2 separate regions of the Mus musculus genome follow, and region 2 is linked to region 1. Evidence: chromatin loops called from intact Hi-C (ENCODE). Cell type or tissue: left cerebral cortex. All regions are shown on one strand.

Region 1 (8,000 bases):
TTTTTTTTTCTTTAGTAGCACAAACGAAGCCACCATCCAGGAGTCCCGCACCTTGCCGTAAAGAGTGTTAATTCTCTTTTTTTCTCTCTCTGGCAGGCTTTGTACCCACTAATTACCTGTCTTTTATGTGTCAGTCAGAAACAGTTTTTTTTAAATAACTGGCATATTTTCCTACAAAACTGTTTGTCACATTTAAAGGTAAGACACTGTTACATCTCTGACCCGTGGATACTGTGATGTGTTCATTTCTCTGTGTCCACAGAACGGTAAATAGCACAGCTTTGATTACTCTTGGTGCATTTGTGATAGTCTCTGTAAGGAATCATGTGTTGGAAATAATAAACCTTTACTTGAACATTTTAGTTTGTATTAAATGCAGAAATATGTATTTCAAGAGCCATCATATCATCTTAGATATGGTGATATTTACTTTTACAATTATCAAGAACTATGAATAAACTATTACTTAGTCTCATAAAACCCTTCATGTAGGTATTTTGTTTGTTGTTCTAAGAAAGTTCCGTAATGTTGGCTCAAGCCTGAGTAATATCAAAAGCTTTGATAGTAAATTGTCACTAGATGCTCCACAGTGAGTGTGCACAGCCGGATCTGAACCCTGGGCACCAGATCCCCAGCTTGTGAGCACCTTAAGCTGTCGTGTCACCGGAGGGGTACTTGTTACTCCCACCCTCTGGCACGACCACACTTGTCCTTTCTGAGTGTCACCAACACAGGCATGAGAAACTGTTTTCTCCCCAGGCTGCTCTGCTCTCCTGGGCCTCATTTCCTCTTTGGCTATGAACGAACACAATCAGCAGCTAACACTTAGGGTGGGACTTGGTTCCCAGTGCCTCTTCTGCATGTCCCACGAATACAGGGTTCGCGGAGTCCATCGGATTCTGGATTACAAGCCAGAGAAGTGTGATCGATTGACAATTCCCTTCCTGTTCTTTGTCTGAGTTACCTTGGAGACTGAAAGCCTGATGTTTTGACTGTAGGAAAGCCAAGGCACAGCCAGGTTAAATGATGGTCTCAGGCTGTGTGACTCAGAGTATTGTGAACAACAGGACTGACTCGTTTATCCTTCAGGAATAGTCCTCTGGATATAATCTTTAATATCTTCATGATTTAAAATATTATCTTCAAACCTGCTTTGACTTCCTAGTAAGGTATATGGAAGCTGTAAGTCTTCCAAAAGCGCTTTTGTCTGATTTTACTTTTATACTTATATTCATTTATATTGTCCCTTCTTAGATAAGACTTGAGATACCCTCTTTGGTTATGAAAACCTCCAAGACTAGGTTAAGTTGGTTAAACATTTCTTGTCTCACAACCAGGAAAGAAACACCACCAGGCATTTACATGGTAACTGTTTCTGTCCTCATTTTGATGGAGTCACTCCGATACAGGCGCTAAAGGGAGTGTGCCTTCCCTGAGTCCATTTTCTTTTTTCTGGAATGTTTTTTAAGATGTGCATTTAATGTTTCTGGGCATGACAGTTCATACCTCTCTGTTGCTTTGTTGGAGTTTCTTTATATCTTCATTTCCACCTAACATACTTACAATGCTTTCCCGGTACCTTAACCCCTCCCCCCATTTCATTTATTTATTTATTTATTTATTTGTTTATTTGTTTGTTTGTTTATTTGTTTATTTATTTGTCTTGAGGCTTCCATTTAAAGTGCTGTTTTCTTTGAGCCCTTACCTCCTGTTAAGTATTTCTGGCATATTGTCCATTTGAGTGAATGGCTGCATCAATCTTGCCAGGCTAAAGGAGATAAGGCCCACCCAGCATAGCACGGGTATTTGGATTTCTGTTGTCTTGGCCATTAACCCTGAACTTACATTAAGGCTCTATTCAGCAGAAATTGTGCAACTTGGCTCCTGCTTGTTAAGCTTCCGATCATGTGGCTGTCCTGCTTACTTATGAAAAGAGATTTAAACATTCTAAGAAATGTTGTGCTAGTTATATATAATAGCAGGTTGTATTTTTATTTCTCCTACTTGTTGGAAAATTTAATGAAAGGCCATTTCTAATCAATTACTTGATTCAAGTGAATCTATTGATTTTTTTTTTTTTTAATAAATCCACCTAAAAGCGTTTTCACTTAATTGCCACCACTTCTTCCTGGGATTCAGTTTTCCAATGTCTACTGGATGCTGGATGGGCTCAACATTGACATTTTCCCTGTAGCTGAGGCAGAAAGAGGATAAATGGTCTGCGTGTAGGTAGCCAGTAGTGATAGACATAGGTCTGCATCGACAGTCACCCCGTTTTATGACGGCCGTGCCTTCCGGTCGGCCATACTCTCCTAGAATGTTCAGAAAGCAATGCTCCATTGTTTTAAGAAAAACTTGGCTATAGTTCCTGGATATTAAGATTTTTATGCTCTAGAGTTATATGAATAAGTATAGTGAATTTTCTAGGCACTTACAACTATTATATATACAGCTTAAAAAAAAATGACCCTACCAGGCCGAGGAGACAGCTCAGGGTAGTGGCGGCCAGAATTAGGATTTCTAGGACCCATATAGGTGCTGTGTGGGCATTGCAGCCTCCCTATCATCCAGCACTTGGAAGGTGGAGCCGGGATTGATCCGCAGGACAGACTGGCCACCTAGACTAGAACAGCAGCTTCAGTCCAACTGAGAGAGACTGCTTGTCAGCTGGGTAATGTGGAAAGTAGTGGGGGAAGACTCCAGGAGTCAGCCTCAAGCCTACACACAGACATACACACACACACACACACACACACAGTCGTCTCACACACAGACACACTCTAAGAACACTTATAAAGCCAGTATGCCACATCTTTAACTTGGCTGTCATAATAAAATAGGCTTCGTTGCTATCTGCTCGAGTGTGAGAGCACTGAACAGTTAATTTTTAAATCTTTGTACTCTTAACGGAAATATGGTAAATTTCCACTCTTTTTATCATTAATCCACTTCGGTTCAATTGGTTTACGAATACCAATTTTAAAGTTTCTGAAGAATTGCTAAGAGTCAGAGGAATGGAGCTGGGACCATGGAAAAATAACCTGGGGACTGGCCCGCCATCATCTATCCATAGTTTCCCTCATTTGAATGTAATATTGGGAGGAAAATGAGGTAATGAGACATGTTAGTTCTCTCCTAGCTCGAGTGTCACAGGCTGCAGGATCCCCAAACTTTGGGATTGGTTTTTGTTTTGTTTTGTTTTGTTTTGTTGTTTTGTTTTGTTTTGTTTCCTTAGCATTTCTGGCCACTGCCTCGGAAATGTCAGATTTCTTCTAAATAGAGGCCTTGGTGAGGAGCTGCCGTGTTTTGTGCTTATTTTCATCTAACACGCATGTGCCGCATCTCATGTTTATGTTTGCTGTCTCACGTTGCTTTATTCAGATACCATCTAACAACAGTATCAGAAAACAAATAGAAACCCTGCAGGTGAGTTGTGTTGGCGTCACCAAGGAAAGTATTGCTTTCTTTTCTTTAAGCGCGACATTTTTTTTTGTTTTGTTTTGTTTTTGTTTTTCCCCCTTTTACCCATTGTTGCATTGCATGTCTGAAGTATTTACCTCAACCTGCTTTTACTGTATGTGGAAGAGTTAGCCCAGAGAGGGTGCCCCCTTCAGGAGGTTGGCTGTTACTGCAGCCCCAAGAAGATGGACTTACATGATGTGGGTGACAGAGGCTGACTGTTCACAGTGTTTACAATTTTACTCCTTTGTTTAAGTTACGCTATCCAACTATATTCTAAAGGAAGGTGTTAAAAAATGTTCCAGTGAAATTAAGGAGCTGATAGCTTGGGCTTCCAACATGGTTTTGATGGGGGAGTTTTTGAACCTTTGTCCCTATTGGTTTGGGTTTTCTACAAAGCAGTTTTATTTTATTTTTTTAAGTTCACATTAGAAAAAAGAGAATGTTCATAACAAAATGGTTGCTGTAGGGGGTCATACCTAACTGTCGTGTCGGGACTTTGTAGAATACTAAAGTCCTTAGATTTCTATGTAACAATCGGATGACTCTGATTTGTACGAATTTTACCTAGAGAATTACATACACATCTTTGTTTAAGGCCTAGATCAATGTAGGCTATTTCTATTGTTCTAACTTCACACAGCAGGGTGAGTTAGTCGATGCCTTTCTATCTCCCCTCCCCCTGCCCTCCTCCTCTCTCCTCCCTCCACCATGGACAAGCTGTTGTGATTTAGGTAGTGCTCTGCTTTCTGAGGGCTCCCGCAAGTGTGTGTGGCTGAGTTGATCACCACGACGCCCTCCAGAGGGCTCTCAGGGCTGGAAATGTCCTCTGTGCTCGTGAATACACACACGCACACGCGCACACACACACATGCTCTCTCTCTCTCTCTCTCTCTCTCTCTCTCTCTCTCCCTCCCTCCCTCCCTCCCTCCCTCCCTCCCTTCCTCTCTCCCTCCCTCCCTGTCTTTCTGTTTCACTTGTAACTTTCATTGCTTTAGTAGCAAACAGAAGACCACCCTGGGGGGTAGGGGTGGGGGTGAGGTTGACATTTGGGGTCAACTTGGATCCTGCCATGGAACAAGGAATTGCGATTGAGAGCTATTGAGGGTGTTTGGATTTTCCAGTCTCAATTCTGCCCAGTTGTTATGTGCACAACCTTGTGTGACGTCTAGTGTTTCTCAAACATCCTCCATCCTTTTGCTTTAAACTATTTGTAGTAGATGTCTGCTATTCTAAACCTTAAAACAACATAGAACTGCTAAAGTAAACACAGCATTTTTAAGAATTCTTGCTAGACATGGCTTCCTACACCTTTAATCCCCATGCTTGGGAGACAGAGGCAAGGAGATCTCTGTGAGTTTGAGGCCAACCTGGTCTACATTGCTAGTTTGTAGCCAGCCTGGTCTACGTTGCTAGTTTGAAGACAGGCAGGCAGGGCTATGTAGTGAGACCCTGTCTTAAAGAATTTTTTGTTAGTTGCTATATGGAATTGCTTAACAAGATGGAAATCTTCTCGAATGAATATTTTAAAATACAGATTTTTTTTTAGCAGTCAAACAGCAGATATAATTTTCAAAGTTTACACTATCTCATTGCATGACTGCAGTCTCTACAACAGCTAGAGTGACGAGAGCATTCACCAATACAACAGGCTGAAATCAAAGGGTTTTCTCACTGTAAATCATAAAGTAATTTAAGTAATGTCCTGCTTCTACATAAAAGTTAGGACTAGTCCACTTAATGCTGAGTGGACACCCAATGTCTTGTAGACTGTGACCTTTTGACCTGTGAGGTAGGTACCCTCTTCCCTCCTGACAAAGACAGGCCATCACAGAACACAGGAAGTGATGAAAGGACATCCAGGGCTTGGGTTTGGTCCTGGGTTTCTGATTTCATACTTGGGCTCCCAAGGTCTCTCTTCTCTCACAGAAATGTGCTCACTGGTGTCTAGTAGTATTTCACAGAGTCATGTGACCAACACGATTTGGTATTTCAAACTTGATCTGCCTACGGGCTGCAAATGAATTAAAGGGGAGTGGCCCATTGATTGTGTCAGTATTGTGGTATAAACCACTTATCAGGTAGTTCGATGCTGTGTGTATCATTCTGAAATTCTCTGAAATGTTGGTAGGATCCTAATATTCTCTCTTATTTTAGAGCCTAAAGCTCGGCTGCTTTATCGATGGCCACCTCTGAGCTGTCTATACTTGGGAATACTAAATGCAGGCCGACTTATTTAAACTTCTTAGACTGAACAGAACAGGGATGGGGTGGGGGGCGAGTTAGTTGTCATGAGAGAATGTGTTTGATCTCAAATGTTTACCAGTGTTTTTAATATATTTATTCTTGTTCTCTTTTGTTTCTGCACAGAATAAAGACCCTAAAATGTCTCGAGTTGCACTGGAGTCTTTGTATAGGCTGTTGTGGGTTTATGTAATTAGGATAAAGTGTGAGAGCAATACTGTAACGCAAAGGTGAGTGCTGGCTCAAAGTGCTGGGTCTTACCTTACATCTGAAATGAAACCTTGGCCGGTAGGATCTGGCTCCGGGATGAAGTGTGTGCTTAGCACGTGCAGGGCCCCGAGCGCTAGCCTCAGTTCCAAAAGAAATAAGGAAAAGCCTGTGACAGTCATCCGGGTGGCAATTACCAACGCTTTGTGGAGAGGGAGCTGCACTCCCATGACATAAGGAGCAGGAGGGTGACCTTGTCCTTCTGATCTCATGGTCATTAAGTGTCTCTTCTGTCCGCAGTCGCCTGATGAGCATAGTGTCTGCTCTTTTCCCAAAGGGCTCCCGCAGTGTGGTCCCCCGTGACACCCCTCTCAATATATTTGTGAAGATCATCCAGTTCATTGCTCAGGTGGGTGCGCCTCCTCCCTGGCCCCCTCGCCCCGGCTGCCAGCAACAGCCATTTATCATAATGGGGGTTTTCAGAGGTGTGCTGTCAAAAGATTAATACTATTGAAGAGTGAAAAGGTATGCTTAGAATGTTTTTAATAATATAGGATGCTAATGACCGTGTTTGTGTGTGTGTGTGTGTGTGATGTGTGTTATGTGTGTGACAAAAGATGGAAGGAACCTCATAGGTGGGCGCACATTTAACTGAGGGTGAGTTGAGGAACTATGTCATAGCTCTAATAAAAATCTTTGGTAATCTTATGTGTGTGCTGTGTATACTTGTGTGTGCATGAAAACCAGAGATCAACATCAGGTATCCTATAATATTGCTCTCAACTTTTGTATTTGAAACTTTATGGTGTGTGCGTGTGTGTGTACATGTGTGCATTGTTGTGGGAACAAGCACTTTTCTTAGTAAGTTTCAATTGCTATGCTAAAATGCCACTGACCAAAATCACTGTTGGGAAGAAAGGGCTTATTTTAATCTACAATGTTCAGTTCCCCATCTGTTAGCAAAGAAAGTTAGGGCGCAGGAGCTCAGGGTATCAACCTGGAGACAGAAACTGCTGCAGAAGACTGGCTTCTTATAGCAGAAGACCTGCTTTCTTATAGCACCCGGGAATACCAGGCCAGAGGTGGTGCTGGGTGGTACCGCTCACAGGGAGTTGGGTGCTTGCACATCTGTCATCAATCAAGAGAATGCACCACAGGCTTGCCTACAGACTAATCTGAGGGGGGCTCTCAACCAAGGTTCCCTCTTCTAAAATGACTCCAACACATGTCAAGTTGACTCAAAAACTGATCAGCACAGCACCTTCACCTCCGAACCCCTCTCACTGGCTCTTTCTGCCTGAGGTTTTGAGGCAGGGAGGGCCTCTTGACCCCAAAGCCATCTGATTGGCTACAGTGGCTGGCCAGTGAGCCTGTGGAGCCCTCCCTTTCTATAAGGTCCTGCGGCTCTTAACTCATGCTTGCGCAGCAAGCACCGAGCCTTCTCCACAGCTTACAGTCTGGATTCGAGAGTTCAGATGCTAGAATCTACTGTGGCTGAATCAAAGAGATCTTTTAAGGGATAGAGAGGGGAAGCTGCCTCCGTGGGAACTGACGAGCTGTGGAATAAGAGCCCTCCTCCATGAGGATGCTTGAGGGCCCTACTGCTTCTGCTGTGGCTCCCCACCCCCCACCCCATGTCAGAGGTGGCGACCTCCTCCTCTCCACCCCGGTTCTCCCGAGTCCACTACTTGTTAAGGCTTCCATCCTCTGCCTAGCCTCTGCAGAACGGAAAGTTTACTACGAGGGTGTTAGGTGGATTCTGTGTGAGCCACTGCCAGGTCTCAGTCACATTTCCCTGTGGAGCATCAGTCCTGTGAAATAAGTGGACATTCCCTCCTCCGCTCAGGGACACGCTGGTCCCAGGAGATTCTTTATATTCCTTTTGAACCGAAGCTAGACAGTTTAGTTGATCCATGGTCAAATTATCCTTTTACAATGGAAAAAAAGGGGGGCGACATTTAACTAAAGTGGGTGAACATCTCTGATTGGAGCCTAGAAGAAATGGTAATTACCAAGTGTAATGACGAAAAAGATTAACGAAGCGAGTTGAGTTTTGGTCCTGTTTCGGAAAGCAATGCTGTTAGGTCGCA
Region 2 (8,000 bases), 260 kb before region 1:
AATTTTACCACAAGAGACACATTGTCATGGACTGGCTGACAAATTCAGCTGGCTCAGTGTTGAGGCTTAGTTACTGCACAGGGAGACCAGGTGAATCTTGGAGTCTTACAAGGATGATTGCCATGTCCCCAAATGTGACCACACACCTCCAACTAGACATGCTGTCAATGAACTATTAATCTGGGAGAAGAGACTCTTTTCAACTCTAAATGGCAAAGAAGTGTTGATGAACCAGGACAGAAGAAAGTCTAAATTGACTGAGTTCTTATTCTTGCTGATAAAAAATATTGCCGAATGGCTTTTTGAAGATTTCTCTTATTTTTAATTGTATGCATATGAGTGAGTACCAGCAGAGGGCACCATCGCATCTCCTGAAGTTGCAGTTACAGGTAATTAGAAGCTGCCCAACACAGATTCTGAGAACTCATTTCTCCAGATCTTCACAGTGGTTTTGTGTTTTCCAATGTATGAATGTGTGTGTGTGTGTGTGTGTGTGTGTGTGTGTGTGTGTGTGTGTGTGTGTGTGTGTGTGTGTGTTTAATTTTAAAGAGAGTCCTTATAACTGAGTAAGCCACAAGTTCCATAAAGCCTGCCCAGAAGTATCAGTCAATAGTCTTGTACCTCCTTATTAGTAAGATGAGATTACTGTGGTCTCTGGGGTCTAAGCTATACTCAACGCTTGCCACCAGGTGGCAGTGTTGTATAGCAATTCCAAATAACAGCATTTATAATGGAAGACATCAAGGTGAAAGATGGATGTACAAAAGTATGTATACATTTTTGAGACAGGGTTTCTTCTATGTAATTCTGGTTGTTCTAGAACTCACTATGTAGACCAGGCTGGTCTTGAACTCACAAAGATCTTCCTGCCCCTGCCTCCCAAGTGCTAAGATTAAAGGTATGCACTACTATGCCCAGTGAAATTTCATTTTTAATACTTCCTTGCACCAAATGTTTCATTTTTGGCTTTGGATGTGTTTTGGGAAAGATGCAAACCATACGTGTAACTATTTCGTACAGTTAAGTTGCTGTGTTCATGAAATAGCATACCAATCCTGTCTCATGTTGTAACCAGCAACCTATTACCAGTGTGCATGCTTTGGAGTTGTGTGACATTAGAAGGGACTCTAAGATGAATACTCTTCCCTGTTATACAGCTTCCCTTCTTATAGAGAGGTCATGATGCTTGCATCTAAGGAGAGCTTCGAAACTTCAAGGCAAACACTCATTCGCCGGCTCTGACACATAACCAAACTAAAAGCCAAAACCACGACAAGCGTGACTGTGTAATGGCAATGTGAAGGTAGCACCCCAGGTTCTGTATCCCTAGGACACAGAAAGGGCACAGGACCAATAATGAGAGCCAGTGTGTCCCCGGGGCTGGCTCTGTGCGGCCTGGGTCCCGCATTCCAGTTATGATGTCAAGTGATGCTATTTCCTGTGTGCAGATAAAGAAACTGGGTCACAGCTATTATGCAACTTACTGGTATTGTGCAGATCCTAAATGTCCCTCAAAGGTCAGCATGGTAAAAAGCCACTCATGGCACTGCTGGGAGGTGGGAAACTGGAGTCTGATGAGAGGAAATTAGGTTGCTGGTGTGTGCTGTTTAAGGGCGTGGGGAGGGTGTCTCTCTCTCTCTCTCTCTCTCTCTCTCTCTCTCTCTCTCTCTCTCTCTCCCTCCCTCCCTCCCTCCCTCCCCTTCTCCCTCTCCCTCTTCCTTTCCCTCCCTCCCTCTTCCCCAGCCTTCTTTCTCTGCCCTAACAATGAGGTGAGCAGTTTCGCTCTGCCATCTCCCTTCCCTCTGCTCCCATCTCTTCTGCCAGAGCACACCGCCTCATCAGAAGCTCAGAATCAACAGGCTTGGGCTGGTGAGCTGGTGACATCGATCAGTAAGGTGATCGCATGGAAATGTGAGGACCAGAGTTCACATTCAACAAGAAAGGGAGGCAGAGTACTGACTGCTTATAATCCTGGTACTGGGAAGCCGGAATGAGAAGATCCTGAGGCTTCGGAGTCACTGAAAAGCCTTGTTTCCGAAAATAAGGTGGAAAGGAAGGTACAGACACCCAAACCCACAGTCAGACAGACAGACAGACATGTGAGTACCCACACTCGCACGCACACACCAGACTAGACAAACCAATCATGGACTGAAACAAGCAAACAAGCAAAATAAACAAAATTAGACCTTTCCTCTATGCATGCTGTTTATTTTAGATGTCTGTCACAGGGCTGGAAACCTGAAGTCACGGTGTCAGTGACGTAGCCAAGCTCAGCATCATGTCTGTCACATAGCTGCCAAGCTATTCTGCCTTCTGCTACAAGCCCAGTCTGCTTTGCTCCTGTCAAGAGAGGGCATCACTCTAGAATAATCAGTAGGCTGTCACAAGAACACAAGCTTTGCGACAGTCTAGTCTTTAAGCAGTGGGAGAAGATGGGACTGTTTCCCCTGGCCCCACCCATTGGGAATGCTACACTGCCCCAGAGGAAAGAGAAAGAACTCTCTTCTCCCCGTTCTAGCAATGGATCGGGACAGCAGCCGGTGTTGGACCACTGAGGGTTCTTGGCACTTGTTCCTTGTGTTAGCCTCTGCTTGTCTAGCTCTCTGAGAACAGAGAGTACCTTCATTCCCGCCCACCAATCACCCATCCTCAGATCTTGCTGCGGCTTCCGCCCTGCAGGAAGCCTGTCTCAGGGAGGCTCCCAGGAGTAACCCATTAGCCACCTCCTCCTCTTTAGGCCTCATCCCTCTTACCTGGGTTTTATAGCGCTTCTCCTTCCCAACTATGCTTCCCTCTGTCTTCATCCTTCCTCGGCAGACTCCCCTTCCCCTTGTCTCTCTCCTCTTCTGGCTCACTCCTCTCTCTTTCTCATCGTTCTAGCCTCAGCTGTCCCCAGAGCCTGGAAAGTCTAGCACAGCGTTGTTCTAGTCTCTTCTTTACTTGGCTCATCTTTCCTGCACGTCGTCATGTACCTTGCTCTCTTGGATGTCCTCACCCACTAAGTCCAAAATCTCTTCTACTCACTCACTGCGTTCCCTTTGTGATTTGCCCGTCTTGGTGATGGCAATGCCATGCCCCAAAGCTGCATCATCTATACCCAGCAACTGTGAGATCAGCAAGGGGTGGAGACATTTCTTCCACCTTCCCCAATCTTACCCTGTTGGCTTGCATCCACCGCCAGTCTCCTACGTCAGCCTCACGGTCCTCTATATTAGCACACAGCAATACCTTTTATGGTCTTCCAGCCTTTTCTCCCCACTACCCCACCTACCCCCAACTTCCTCCCCATCACACTTTTCTTCCTAAAACCAGGACAGAGATGTCAGTCCCTGACTCTAAGATAGTAGGTGGATTCTCTGGGTGTGTACCATGTTCTGGCAATGATATAGTTTAAGAACTCCTAAGCCCTTATTGCTCCTAAATTCATCTCTGCCTATACATGCCCACTCTGTTCCTTTGCTCAGACTGAAAATTTTGGCCACACGGGGGCACTCTTATCCACAGCTAGACAGTGGAGAGACTGTGAGCCTCTTAGTGACTGGGCCTGTGGATCTGTAGCTTACTCTGCCCAAAACTATTTAATCTCCCTGTGCCTTGCTTCTTTGACCTGTGAAATAGCTACAACATCCTTTCCTGAAGGATGACAAGTGATCGAACGAATATTTATGGAGCATCTCTGCCAATGCAGGGAGCACTGCTCCCAATAAATATCAGTTCCTTCTGTGCGCTTACTTCCCCTTACTTTTTAAATGTGGCCCCTCGACTTCAGCAAAGCAACACTCTGGGTACTCAGCACTCAGTACTTGGCACTCAGTACTCAGAACCAGAACCATCATTTCTTACCTTTGTTCTGAATTTGTTTTCTCTTGTGGAGTGGAACATTGTCAAAGTAGACAAAGTAGTTAGGAGGCTGAAGCAGTGGATCGGGAGCTTCATGCTAGCCTGGGCTACACAGAGAGATTCTGTCAAAGGAAGAGAGAGCCGGATGGTGGTGTCTTCTGTATCTTTGCATCTTAGGCATCTCATTCTGTGCATAGATCCACTGAAGAGAAAACAACAACTGTGTTTACCTACTGATGCCGAGGCTCTCGGACTCTTAGTGTAGTCCCTGGAAATTAAGTGTCAATATGCATTGTGTTGAAGTATCCTGGGCATTTTCATATTGAACTGAATAATTGCTTACCCTGATACAATAAAACCTTTTAAGCCCATTCTCTTGTAGAGAAGGCAGCTTTGAAGCCCAGTCTTACATTTTGTAACATTTGTAAGGAGACCAGTTGGTGAAGTAGCTCACTAGGAAGTGGCCATTGTCTTGGCTTGTTCATTATTTTAACGAAGTTTTAAACTAAGGTGGTTAGCCTTGCTCGTTTCTCTTGAAGCATTCATTCCTGTTACTTTTTTCCTCTTTGTCTCCCCTTACTACAATGCAAATGTCCAAAAGTCTGACATCATGTCTGACTTACTGCTGTGTTACCAAAGCCTAAAGCAACATTTAATACTTGTTGACTAGGGGTTGGAGAGATGGCTCAGTGGTTAAAAGCAGTGACTACTCTTCAAGATGACCTGAGTTTAACTTCCAGCACCCACATAGTGCCTTACAACTATCTTTAATTCCAGTTCCAGGGAAATGGATGCCCTCTTCTGGTCTCTGAGGGCACCAGGCACTCACTCAGGGCACACATATACATGTAGACAAAACACCAAAACACATGAAATAAAATAATAACAAGTACATGTTGACTAAATGATGAATTTATGTATGCTGTCTTCTAATATTTAGTAGACTATGAGTCACAAAAAGTGTTGTGCTTCCCAGAATGTTTAAGAAACTAATGGAAATACTAGATGTTATAATATTTACTCATAGCTCCATTTGTATGACCCACCAGTGACCTGAGTTCTCATGTCACATGTCTGCTTGAGCTTCTGAGCCTTTGTCTACAGTTCTGCAGCCTTCCTGGACCCAGAGTCCACCTTCTCCTTCATTGCTTGAAGACATCGCCTCTTCCTACTGGGGAAAGCAGAGAACCTGACACAGCCCTTCTCAATGCCCCTTTCCTGTTTGGGTGTTCGCCATACTCAAAATTGCTGCCCCATTTCTCACACAGTTGGATGTCTGCACACTCTCCTTTCTAGAATTCTCTTCCAGCCTGTGCCTGAGTTGTAGCACAGATAACATTTCTCATGAAGCCTTCTTGACTCTATCCCTCATACAGCTTTCCTTGACCTCTTAGGTACAGTTTTTTTTTAAGGTGGTCCTAAAGGACAACAAGGCAGACCCTGTGCAAAGCATGAAGGGGGGGGGGGTTAATTGTGGGTTTGCTATCTTGAAGGAATGTCAGTCTGTGCTCAATTGTAAAGAAGTACTACTTGAGAGTGGTACCATTCTGTCTTAGACCATAAATGGCTGAAGAGCCACCTTTGTATCCCATGGGCCATCTTGAAGTTCTGTGGCCAAGAAAATTATGTTTTGGGGTTATTTAAGAATATTCTGGTTTTCTGTACTTGCTTGTATACACATACACACACACACACACACACACACACACACACACACACACATACACACTTACCTGACCTTCACATAGCATCTCCCCAAGGAAGCCTTCCACCTTCGTTCCCAGAATAAGGTCAGTTTCCCTGTGGCCAGTCAGCAGATGCAGACAAGAAAGCTCTGTGCTAAAAAAAGATTATTTTTTAAAGTTAGCCCAGAAGTGGGGGGAAGAAAGAGGTGAAGGCTGAGAGAGTTATGATGTATACTGAAACCTGGAGAGGGGAGAGCAGGATGGTGGGCATTTGCCACAAGGCCAGGGAGGGCGCTTCCAAAAGAATCGGTCAGCACGGCACCTGCCAGCCTCACCACAGAACAATCTAGGATTTTAGTGAAGGGAATGAGCTCGCAGGTCTCATGGATCTCGGTGTGGGGACCCCTAGAAACCTCTCACTACATGAAAGAAGCCAGCCACAGTTACCTCCATCTTGAAATTCTATTTCCAGTCAGCAAAATAGGCAGAGAGAAAAAAAAGTAGACTTGGATTGTGCTAGGGAATGGGCAGTAGCTTACCACATGTCTACACGCACACACACGTGCACACACACACACACACACACACACACACACACACACACACAGGTACATGAACACAGAGAGATCAAGGCTAACCTGGGCTGCTTAGTGAATCTGAGGTCAGTCTGGGTTATACAGAGAGAATTTGTCTCCCCCCCCAAAAAAAATTAATAAATAAGCAGAGATGTATACTTTAAGGTGCATTTTAGACTGTGTAAATTGCATCTCAATAGAGCTGTGTTCCTTTTGTGTTACTGTTCTGAGTTGGCACAAAGTGACAGGATCTTTATAAAGCTAGGAATTTGTAAAAGCACGGCTTATTTTCTCAAGGAATGCACAACTGATGAGATAAAGAGTAATCTATATGAAATGCTAAAGAATATGCAAGTTACCCCATGTGCAAGATGATAATTTACACCAAGAGAATGTCTCCATCCATGAGGAAACCACTCCTAACATTTTTAATATCATATAAAAACACTAGATGCAGTTTAAAAGTCCAAAATAGAAAGTGATTAAAGTGTGACAATCCATCTGTGTGGAAAGACACGTTGGTGAGAATTTGGAATAACATGGCGGAAATCATAGTGAAATTTTTGTATATGGTCCAAGAAGGCAGAAGAACGGGGCTACCAATATCATCAGGCATATCCATGTGCAAGCTCAGAATGCTCAGACTATTCATAGAGTTAGGGGGCACTCCAGGCTGAGCAGGAATTTAAGAAGTACAAAAGGCAGCTAAGGGCTGTGTAGTTCAGATGGCGGAGTGCTTGAACAAAGCCCTGGGTTCCATCCCCAGCAATGAACGCACAGCATGGTCACACATGCCTGTAACCCAGAACTCAGGAAGTGGATGCAAGTGACTCAAAAGTTCAAGGTCAGGCTGGAACGATAACTCAGTGGTAGAGCATTTGCCTAGCTTACGTGCTTCCAAGTCCTAGGTCCAATCCTCAGTCCTGGGCATCGGGAGAGGGGCGAGGCCGAGGTCATCTATGGCCATAGAGGGAGTTAGAGGGCAGTCTGGATTCCATGAGACCCTGTCTCAAAGTTAAAACAAATAAAAGTCCATGTGGGTGTATTGTAAAATATTCTTGTCCCCATGATTGTCCTTTAGTTCTTGGCTCTCCTGTCCCGGAGGCAACCAAGCATGTGCTTAAGAAAGTCAACAAGCACACCAGGACAGGAGACCTCCAGTAGCCAATGGAAGGATGGTTTCTAGGCTAAGCAACCATCCCAGGACAGAAGGGGGCGGGGAATGGTGTTTCTAACTACCTCTTCTCCCAAGCGGTTCACCCTAAAGGATCTTAGCGCATGCCTTCCCTAGCACGAGGTCCACACTGGCATGCTGGGGCTCCTTTGATCCTGTAAGTTTTTTTCCACTTTTCTCCCTAATCCTAAAATCGCTTTAACTGGAACTTTTCATGCATCACTGAAGATAAAAGACTTCAGATGGCAGCGTCGGGTGAACTGGACGTGGAAAATTTATCACACTAAGGCAAGACTGGTCCTGAAGTGCCACCGGCAGGCTGACTCTGGGGTCTGTGCCTAGCCACCTACCTACCGAGCTTTCCCTCTAAATTAACTAACCTGTGTCTTCTCCAGTACAGTTTAAGAGGAAAGGGCCTCTTATGATTGCCTGGCAATTTTGTTCCCTTTGGTTGTTATTTGGTTTGTGATGCCGGGAAGCAAACCTGGTGCCCAGAACCTGGTGCACACCAGGCAAGCCCTCTACCGCCGATGTACAACCTCAGCCCGTGGGTCGCTGTTGTTGCTGTTGTTTTAGATCTGAATACAGCATTTAATGTTTAAAAGTATGTCCATGTCCCTCGGGGCTGCTTGAAACACCGAACAACACAGAATAAATGAAGAGGGCCGAGTGACAGCCGAGCCCACCAACTCAGTCCCAAGGCACCGAGGTCACACTGCCCGC

What was found. Peaks named below come from ENCODE experiments on the same cell type or tissue, not always from the same donor. Only the 100,000 strongest peaks of a DNase experiment are listed, where the experiment ranks them.
Region 2: it touches region 1 in a loop (4-fold over the local background); 11 of 42 quality-filtered maps call a loop at or near these places.

What each region holds. Positions count from the first base shown.
Region 1 is chr5:73,110,682-73,118,681 of GRCm38, reverse strand. It overlaps Fryl (FRY like transcription coactivator), which reads left to right. Exons shown (of 63, transcript NM_028194.2): 13 at 97-198; 14 at 5,830-5,933; 15 at 6,211-6,319. Among named protein-coding and RNA genes, the nearest start is that of 1700071G01Rik, 42 kb to the left of the region's middle. In left cerebral cortex, a CTCF peak has its summit at 3,615 (motif pointing left); no DNase peak of the experiment used is centred here.
Region 2 is chr5:73,375,609-73,383,608 of GRCm38, reverse strand. Gm34583 (a long non-coding RNA gene) reads right to left here. Exons shown (of 8, transcript XR_377017.2): 3 at 6,995-7,107; 4 at 5,577-5,682; 5 at 4,890-5,014; 6 at 3,847-4,045; 7 at 2,190-2,343. Among named protein-coding and RNA genes, the nearest start is that of Gm34583, 8.7 kb to the right of the region's middle. In left cerebral cortex, CTCF peaks have their summits at 401 (motif pointing right), 667 (motif pointing right) and 3,483 (motif pointing right); DNase peaks (open chromatin) are centred at 2,301, 2,554, 3,160, 3,488 and 2 more places; H3K4me3 peaks cover 792 bases; H3K27ac peaks cover 881 bases.